Regions from separate parts of the Homo sapiens genome. Here region 2 is linked to region 1. Evidence: chromatin loops called from intact Hi-C (ENCODE). Cell type or tissue: Calu3. All regions are shown on one strand. Each heading gives the region's core, and the rest is flanking DNA. Links, peaks and the distances in the headings are about the cores only. Region 1 has its middle 82 kb from the start of C3orf38. Region 2 overlaps CSNK2A2IP (casein kinase 2 subunit alpha' interacting protein).

Region 1 (4,401 bases), core at 202-4,201:
CTTTGGATTTCATTATCCTTAATAACTATGATAAATGCCAGTCATGGATTCTCACAGATTGATTCTATCTTGGGAAAGTTTCCATAAAGATGTGACTCAGGTAAGACAAATGTGTTTTAAGTATCTAATCTATAGTGAAAAATTTGTCCTATCCCTGAGGAATGAAATGATAATTTCAAACACATGTTTGGATAACTGGACAGTAGAGACAATGTGAGGATTGCCATGGTAGCTTATTTAAGAAAACAGTATCCATTTGTAGTTAAACCAGAAAGATTCTACTCAGATAAAAATGATAAGGGGCATCCGTTAGATCTTAGGCTGTCCTCTCCTCCTCCCCTTCCTGACATTACCATCAGCCAAACTGGGAACCAGCAGTGCTCTGAATCTATCTCACAGAGCTCCAGAGGGACCATGTGAACCTTCTTGCTGCACTAGAGAAACTGATGCTGTAGTCAACTCTTTCTTCTTTCTGTTTATCGAGGGATGGAGGATCTCCTCCTTTCTTCCCCTGAAGTGTTTATGAGGAGATCTTAGTGGCTTTGCCATTCAAACCACAGAACAGTTTTTGCCTGTTTGTTGAAAACTGGTAGAAGGAAAACAGCACAGCCTGACCCAGTAATTGCAGGAAGATTGAAGAAAAATCTTCATCAATGCCAGGAGACATAAAACTATTTCCCCTCCGAATAGCTCAATGATTTAGATACAGAACATTTCTCTTGTATTTAGACTTAGAATAACAACAGCTGAAAACTTCAGGTTCTTTCCTTTGACTATATAAGGCTTCTCTATTGGGGAACAAGACAGGGAGGGGGCCTCATGACTGAGGGTGGACTTAGCGGGTGAGGATGATATCCCCAATCCTGATTAGGAGGCTCTGTGCACCTCCTTGGGGCACAGTCTGATGGTACCATTTCTGTTCAATCCAAACAGATAAGACAAAAGAAAATAATTTTTTTTAAATGATAGCACCAAGCTCCTTAGCGGCATGGGTTTTGAGCAACCACAAGCGATAGTTGCTATGAGTATTAATTAACCACCTATATCCTTGAAATAACATTGGAATCCAGGGCAGGGACTGGTGCATAAGGATGAGTCCCAGCCAGCAGAAGAGAGTTAAGGCTTGTGCCACAAAAGGTTGTCCTTAGACACTAGGCAGTCCTGACAGGATTCCCCACTCTCATCAGTTGGATTGGGAGGGCTGGCCAGTAGGTCCCCCCTTTCTGCCTTCCTTAACGTGCAGTCCCATTTTTCACGCCATTTCCTCCAGCTCATTCCTCTCTCACCAGCCGTAACTGTGGAGGAACAGATGTTGAGGAAAGGATTGGCCTCTTTTCATCTCCCAGAGGGTGCTGGCTACAGGTGAGATCTGGGACTTGGCCTGGAAACCACCACTCAGGCCCAAAGTCGGAAAGCCTGGGAAAGCCAGCGCTGAGACCTGCTCCACTGGATTTCTCTGAGACGCTCTACTTACATCATGCCCCCTTCTCAGTCTACAGGGGGCGGTGACCATAGAAGAAGAGGTAGAGCAGGATTTGCCCTGAGACAGTCAAGGGCCTGGTCCCCTAGATTCACTCGGGCTGTCCTAGTAGCTGGGGCATTCCCCAGCTCCTCCCCACCCGCTAATGGACTTCCTATTAGGAGTCCATTTCTACTTTTGTTTTTTCACCTCTTAGCAAAACTATAGAGATAAATTGGGCAATGGCAACTCCATTTGCTTAGGTTAGGTGGCAAAATGTATTTCTTTTTCCAAAAGAAAAGAAAATTACCTTAAAAATACATGAAACAAATTAAAAAAGAAAGGGAGGCTGGATTGTTTTAATTGCCCAAGCCTTGGTCTTTTTCTGTTCATAAATTAAGTTTCACACTTTGGTGATTTTCTTTTCTTGTTTAGGATAACATGCTGACTGTTCTAGCAGGTAAAGTTTTCAGAGTGTGTACCTTGGTCCGCCTTGCCTCAGCCCTTTTCCTGCAGTGAGTTCTACTTGTGCTTCTCACCATTTCACCCTCCTAGCCAGGTGACTTCACTCATTCCCACCAAGAACAAAGGGTTTTTTATGTGTGTTGAGAGTGCTTAAGTCTTGACTCACCATTTCCTCGGGTGGGGGTTGCGAGGCCACTTGTGACATTTCTGTGCAAATTTTACCTAACCCATAGCTACATGAAGGAGTTTAAAATGAATTTCAGCAGGTAGCGAGTTAGCATATAAACAAACATCCCTTAAAACCATAGAGATTTTCCCCTTTCTCTAGAATCTTGACTCTGGTCCCAGAAACCTGAATGAATAAAAAGAGTCCCCTTTGCTGTGGTAAAATAGATTGGTACCCAGTCCTGATACATCACTTACTGAGGAGAGAGAAAAATGTATTTTTATGAACGCAAATCAGGGTGAGGGCTGGAGGGGAAACTCCTGCTTGTGATTGCTTTAAAGTTGAGTACTATTCTACTCCATAATTGCAGCAACTTTGAACATTGTACTTTACTGGAAATCTGCCAGCCTCCACCACCTCTGTTCTGATTGTGCCCTTCCTCTTCCCCTTTAATCTGTTCTTTACTTTGTCTAGGGGGAGATGGGGCTCAGACATTGGAGTTTGTTTTTTGATAGATGAGCACTCCAGTGTTCTTCCCAGGAAGGTTGTTTCAGCCACAAACCACTTCATTCTGCTGTTTCTATTTGAATATAAAAGGAAATATATTAAAAAAGAGATATTGTTTCAATAAGTTTGCTAATAAATACAAAAAAAGAAGATATTAATGAAAATTGTTGTAACAGACTGGCACTAATCTATCAATCTGATAAGCGATGGATGGTAGAATGAGAAATATGGAGTTACAGTGGGATCCTGTTACTTAGGAGACTGAGGTTAGGAGAAATAGGACTTCTTAAGATCTGAGGTAAAAATTTGTTTGTCCAGTTGTTCATTCATTTGTGGCAGTCATCCTATGCATCAGTTAATAAATACATGCAAAATATTTAATATGAATATGGTACTATTATTAATCTCTATAATGAAAAATTAGTAAACTCAATGTCTACAGAATTAGTGAACAGGTTAGTGAAGCTGACAAAGTATTATGCCATAGAGAATAGTGGGGAATTGGTCAGGTGGAGAGCACATGTCCCACCTAAATGGAGCAACCACTACCCAGCTCATGTTAAGCCCAGTATTTTCCAGATTTCCTGTTTTTTCAAAATAATATACTCAGGCTATTTTTGTGTGTGTGTGAAATTTCTTGATTTTAAAATACTATGCCATTTTAGTCAATATTGTGCTGGCGGTTCCAGCCAGGGCAATTAGGCAAGAAAAGAGATGAAAGGTAGCCAGATTAGAAAGAAAGGAGTAAAATCATCCCTAGTTGCAGATGACATCATCTTTTATACAAAAATTCCCAAGAAAACCACTAAAAATAAAACTACTAGGACTCATAGATGAGTCCAGCAAAGTTGCAGAATGCTAGTTCAACATACAAAAATCAGTTGTATTTATATACATTTGTAATGGATAATCTGAAGTTAAAATTAAGAAAGTGATTCTATTTATAATAACATCAAAAAGAATAAAATACGAATACATTTAACAAAGGGAGTACAAGACTTGTACTCTGAGAACTGAAACACGTAATTGAAAGAAATTAAATAACTCAATAATGGAAAATATCAAATATTAATATATTAGATGACTTAATATTCTTAAGATGGTAATATTCCATAAATTGTTTTGTAAACTCAACACAATCCTTTATCAAAATTCTAGCTGACTTCTTTGCAAAATTGACAAGCAAATCCTAAAATTACCATGGAAATAGAAGAGACTCAAAATAGCCCAAAAAATCTTGAAAAAGAATAGCAAAGTTTAAGAACTCACACTTCTGATTTCAAAACTTACCACAAAGCTGCAGTACTCAAGACAGTGGTGGTACTCGCATAGGATAGACATAAATCAGTGGAATAGAATTAAGAGTGCAGAAATAAACCCACATTTTGGCCAATTGATTTTTGGCTAGGGTGCCAAAACAATTCAGTGTGGAAAACAATAGTCTTTCAACAAATGGTGCTGGAACAATTGGGTATTTACATGCAAAAATACTTCCTGTCTCACATTGTACACAAAAATCAACTTGAAATGGATTATAGATTAATCTTTGTATCTTTAGTCAATACATTCTTACATATGACACCAGAAGCATAAGTGACAAAAGAAAACAAATAGATACATTGGACTTCATCAAAAAATTTTAAAGAAGTGTTGTAAACAATACCATCAAGAAAGTGAAAGGACAAACGGCAAAATGGGAAGATACACTTGTAAATCATATAGCTGATAAGAGACCTGAATACAGAATACATGATGCGTGCTTACAACTCAATTTTTTTTTTTTTTGGATAGAGACTGGGTCTTG
Region 2 (4,401 bases), core at 87-4,086, 150 kb after region 1:
GTAGGCCAACAAACTAATCTCAGGTTTCTTCTCCTTCTCCTTTTCTTCCTCCTCCCCTCTCTTCCCTCTACTTATTTTTTTTTGTCTTTGTCTTCATCTTCTTCTTCTCTTTTGGAGGTCCTGTAGAAGATTAAAAATAGGGCTCCCAAAGGCCTTTTCTGGGCCTACCCCTTAACTCTCAAATCCAATGGGCACTAACAAATTTCTTAAAATAAAAAATATAAGAGATTATGCAGCATTGTAGAAACATTATGGACATTGGAGTTGGGCAGACATAATCTCTAATCTAAAATCCATCGTTCACTGTTTGTGAAATGTTAGGCAATTTTATATCTTTCTGAGGTCAGAATTTTTAATCTATAAAATGATGATGACAATGCACACTTCACAGTGATGTGAGTATTAATAAAGGTAAAATACATAAAATACATAGCACAATGTTTGGTGCAGAGTCAAGTCTTCATTATTTTTAGCTCTCTTTCCAGATGGATACCCAGGGAGCCACTTTACTGTGTACTCATCAGCATATGGCCTAAGTGGCGTTTTTTGTGCTTTGTTAGTCATAGGCTAGATCCTGGGAATTATTCATCATTTTGAATAGCCTATGGACACCTGTTTCTTTTCTTTCTTTTTTTTTTTTTTTTTTTTTTTGGGACGGAGTCTTGCTCTGTCACGCAGGCTTGAGTGTAGAGCGCAGTGGCGCGATCTCAGCTCACTGCAACCTCCGCCTCCCCGGTTCATGCCATTCTCCTGCTTCAGCCTCCAGAGTAGCTGGGACTACAGGTGCCCGCCACCACGCCCCGCTAATTTTTTTGTATTTTTAGTAGAGACAGGGTTCACCGTGTTAGCCAGGATGGTCTCGATCTCCTGACCTTGTGATCTGCCTGCCTCGGCCTCCCAAAATGCTGGGATTACAGGCATAAGCCACTGCGCCGGGCTTCTTCTTATTCTTTAGTTCTGCTTTTGACCCTGCCGATTGGTATAGAATATAGAATATAATAACTTTTTCTAATTAGTCTCTATATAGTAGTGCATTCATTAATAAATTTTGCACAGAAACATTTTCCAGAGTGGCTACCTTGTGTAGGATCTACTTTGGATAGGGTATACTATGGTAAATAAGATAGATAAGTCCCTGCCCCCATGAAAATTACTTTGCACAGCAAACCCGGAAACAAATACATAAAACAAGATAAACATTGTGAAAAATGCTAAGAAAGAAAGAGTATATGCATCTAGAATTACTGAAAGTAGAAAAGGGCCACTTTTTGATTGGGTGGTAAGGGACTGACTGACTTTCTTTCTCCCTCTCTCTCTCTCCTTTCTTTTTCTGAAACCCAAAATTAAAAAAAAAACAAAAAAACAAAAAACACTAGCCATCTGAAGAGCCAGCGAAAGAGACTTGCCAGCCATGGGGATGCAAGTAAAAGGCTCTGAGGCTGGAAAGAACATGGCAGGAGTGAGGAGAAAAAAGGAAGCTGGTGCGGCTGTTGTATAGTGACATGCAATAGAAGGGAAGAGTGGTGCATTACGGTATGAAAAGATCCTGGTAGGAGCCATTTTTCCCCAAAGAGCAATAGGGACTCCTGAAACCACTTCATACAAGGAAGTGATATTACTCAACTTATGTTTTAAAAGTGAACAATTTTTGTGGCTATAGAAAATGGCCTAGAGTGAGAGAAGAATGGAAGGAGGGAGTCAAGATAGAGACATGCTATTTTTCAGGTGGAAGATGTTGATAGCTTAACTAAGACAGAGATAATAGAAACAAGAGAAGTGGGCAGATTGGTATATATTTGGGGGTAGAATTGAAACAGCAGCACAATAGACTGGTTGAAGGCAGTGAGGGAAATGAAGGAAATGAGAAAATAGTTTGTCAATTTCTGAGATGACAAAGATTGGGGAGACATGAGAAGAGGGATCAAAAATTATTTTTGAGATGACATATGTTGGAGGAAACTAACCTAAGACATCCAAGTTGGAGATATGAAGTGGGCAGTTAGATATAGAAGTTTAGAACTGGGGAAAGATGTTAGATGGAGATGAAGATTTGGAAATAGCATAAAGATATTCCATAGCATTAAATCACCTTGGGAGAGAGTATAAGACAAAGAGAAAAAGTGACTCAAGGTAGAATCCTGATGCAATCCAGTAACTTCACATTGGTCGCAGGCCGAATAGTTAGCAAAGGAGACTGAAAATGAAAGAGCGGTGAGGCGGGAGGAAAACTGGGCGTGTGTAGTGATATGGAAGGTGAGAGAGGAGAGGGTTTCAGGAAGGAGGTGTGGTGAGCTAATGCTGCTGAGTCATTATGTAAGAATAAAACAAAGAGATTCAATTGAATTTTGCAAACATTTAGGTCTTTTGTGACCTTGAAATGAGGAATGTAAGTTATGCTGGGCAGGTGGAAACCAGATTGGAAGAAGTAGAAGAGTAGTTGGAGTAAGTGAAACTGAAGATGACAGTAGTAAACAACTATGAAATAACTTTTTTTTTGTTTTTCTTCTTTTCTAAATGATTTGAAATGAGATAGTACCTGGAAGATAATGTAGGTTCAAAAATGTTTATTTTTAAATAGATACTACTAGAACATATTTATAGGTTTATTGGGAAAAAATAAAAAGAAAGGGAGAAATTGGTAAAGCAAGCAAGGGAAATGCAGCTGATGGAATGAAATCCTCAAGAAGATGAGAGCCGTTGAAATCTGTGGCTTTAGCTGACTTACCTTTAGAGAGTCATGGAATGTCTATTCCATTCTAGCAGGAAAAATACAAGATGAATTTATAAGGTGATTTTTTTAAGACTTGAAGGTGAAAGGATGAGGGAATTATCTTTTATAGCTTCTACTTTCTCAAAAAACAATGGGTGAGAAGTCACATAAATATAAAAGTCAATAGGAAACAGGAAGGTGAAAGTGAACAAGAAACATGAAGACTCTGCAAGTCTGAGGTCATTTGGGTTTGTTTGAAGATAGTGGAAAATATGTGAAATATAAGCCAGAGTAAGAAAATTGATTCATTTGGGAGATGTAAAACTGAGAAATATGGCAGTCCATTTGTGAAATATTTTTGCAGTAATACTCAATTTCTTTTCTATGCTATTTTTTTTTTCTTTTTTTGAGATGGAGTTTCACTCTTATTGCCCAGGCTGGACTGCAATGGCGTGATCTCGGTTTACTGCAACCTCCATCTCCCAGGTTCAAGCGATTCTCCCGCCTCAGTCTCCCAAGTTGCTGGGATTACAGGCACCCGCCACCATGCCCAGCTAATTTTTTGTATTTTTAGTAGAGACAGGGTTTCACCATGTTGGCCGGGCCAGTCTCAAACACCTGACCTCAGGTGATCCACCTGCCTCGGCCTCTCAAAATGCTGGGATTACCGGCGTGAGCCAGCGTACCCAGCCGCAATACTCAATTTCTCATAAAGAAACCACGGAGAAAGCAGATGATTTGGTTAAGCCAGCTTTGAGGTTTGGTCAGGAAAGTATGCCAGAGAGACAACAAAATAATTGAGGCCATTTTCAGGGAGTGACTATAATGATCAAACTTGTTCTCTAAATTAGGAAAGCAGAGTGTAAATATAGAAAGTGGGGAAGAACAGAGTACCAGAATTGAGGCAAATTGGTGGGGTTAATCGTACGCATGTTGGATGTTATTGGGGGGATACAACTGATAGTGGAATGGAAGAAAAACATGTGGTGGTTAGTGAACGAAATGTTAAATGGAGAGTTTTAATACAGTATAGTTATTGGTAATGACAAAGACCAGAGTTTGACAACGTAAGTGGGTAGCTGATATGGGGAAGAAGAAAAAGATGGTCATAAGTGAGGAAGTCAAGGAGCTGAGAGATCAGTTGTTAGATGGGCAATTCACATGAATAAAGATGTCACCACTAATAAAGTCATGCATTGAGATGGATGGGAGATCTGGGATGGAAATGCAGTGAAACAAAAGTGAAATCTTCCACCAATAAACAGTGGATGACAAGTCACATGGAGATACAAGTCAACAGGAAACATGAAGATGAAAGTGAATAGGAAACATGGACTCTATTCTCAATCTAGTCATTTTATACTTTTGTTGTTAATTTCAGCATTGCAACAACCACTATCCTTTAAATATACCTGACTGCAAACACATGCTTTTTTTTTTTTTTTTTGAGATGCAGTCTTGCTCTGTCACCAGGCTGGAGTGCAGTTTCAGGATCTTGGCTCATTGCAGCCTCCGCCTCCTGGGTTCAAGTGATTCTCCTGCCTCAGCCCCCCGAGTAGCTAAGATTACTGGGATTACAGGCATGTGCCACCACACCCAGCTAATTTTTGTATTTTTCGTAGAGATGGGGTTTCACCATGTTGGCCCGGATGGTCTCTGTCTCTTGACCTCGTGATCCACCCACCTCAGAC

Evidence for each region. Peaks named below come from ENCODE experiments on the same cell type or tissue, not always from the same donor. Only the 100,000 strongest peaks of a DNase experiment are listed, where the experiment ranks them.
Region 2: a loop joins it to region 1, with 4 times the contacts of the local background. A loop is called at or near these places in 1 of 110 quality-filtered maps.

What each region holds. Positions count from the first base shown.
Region 1 is chr3:88,229,364-88,233,764 of GRCh38, forward strand. No RefSeq gene overlaps it. Among named protein-coding and RNA genes, the nearest start is that of C3orf38, 82 kb to the left of the region's middle. RefSeq lists enhancers at 954-1,455, 1,065-2,264, 1,456-1,955. In Calu3, for the core only: no CTCF peak of the experiment used is centred there; a DNase peak (open chromatin) is centred at 2,068.
Region 2 is chr3:88,383,024-88,387,424 of GRCh38, forward strand. All of the region lies in intron 1 of CSNK2A2IP (casein kinase 2 subunit alpha' interacting protein), which reads left to right. Among named protein-coding and RNA genes, the nearest start is that of CSNK2A2IP, 47 kb to the left of the region's middle. In Calu3, for the core only: no CTCF peak of the experiment used is centred there; a DNase peak (open chromatin) is centred at 2,238.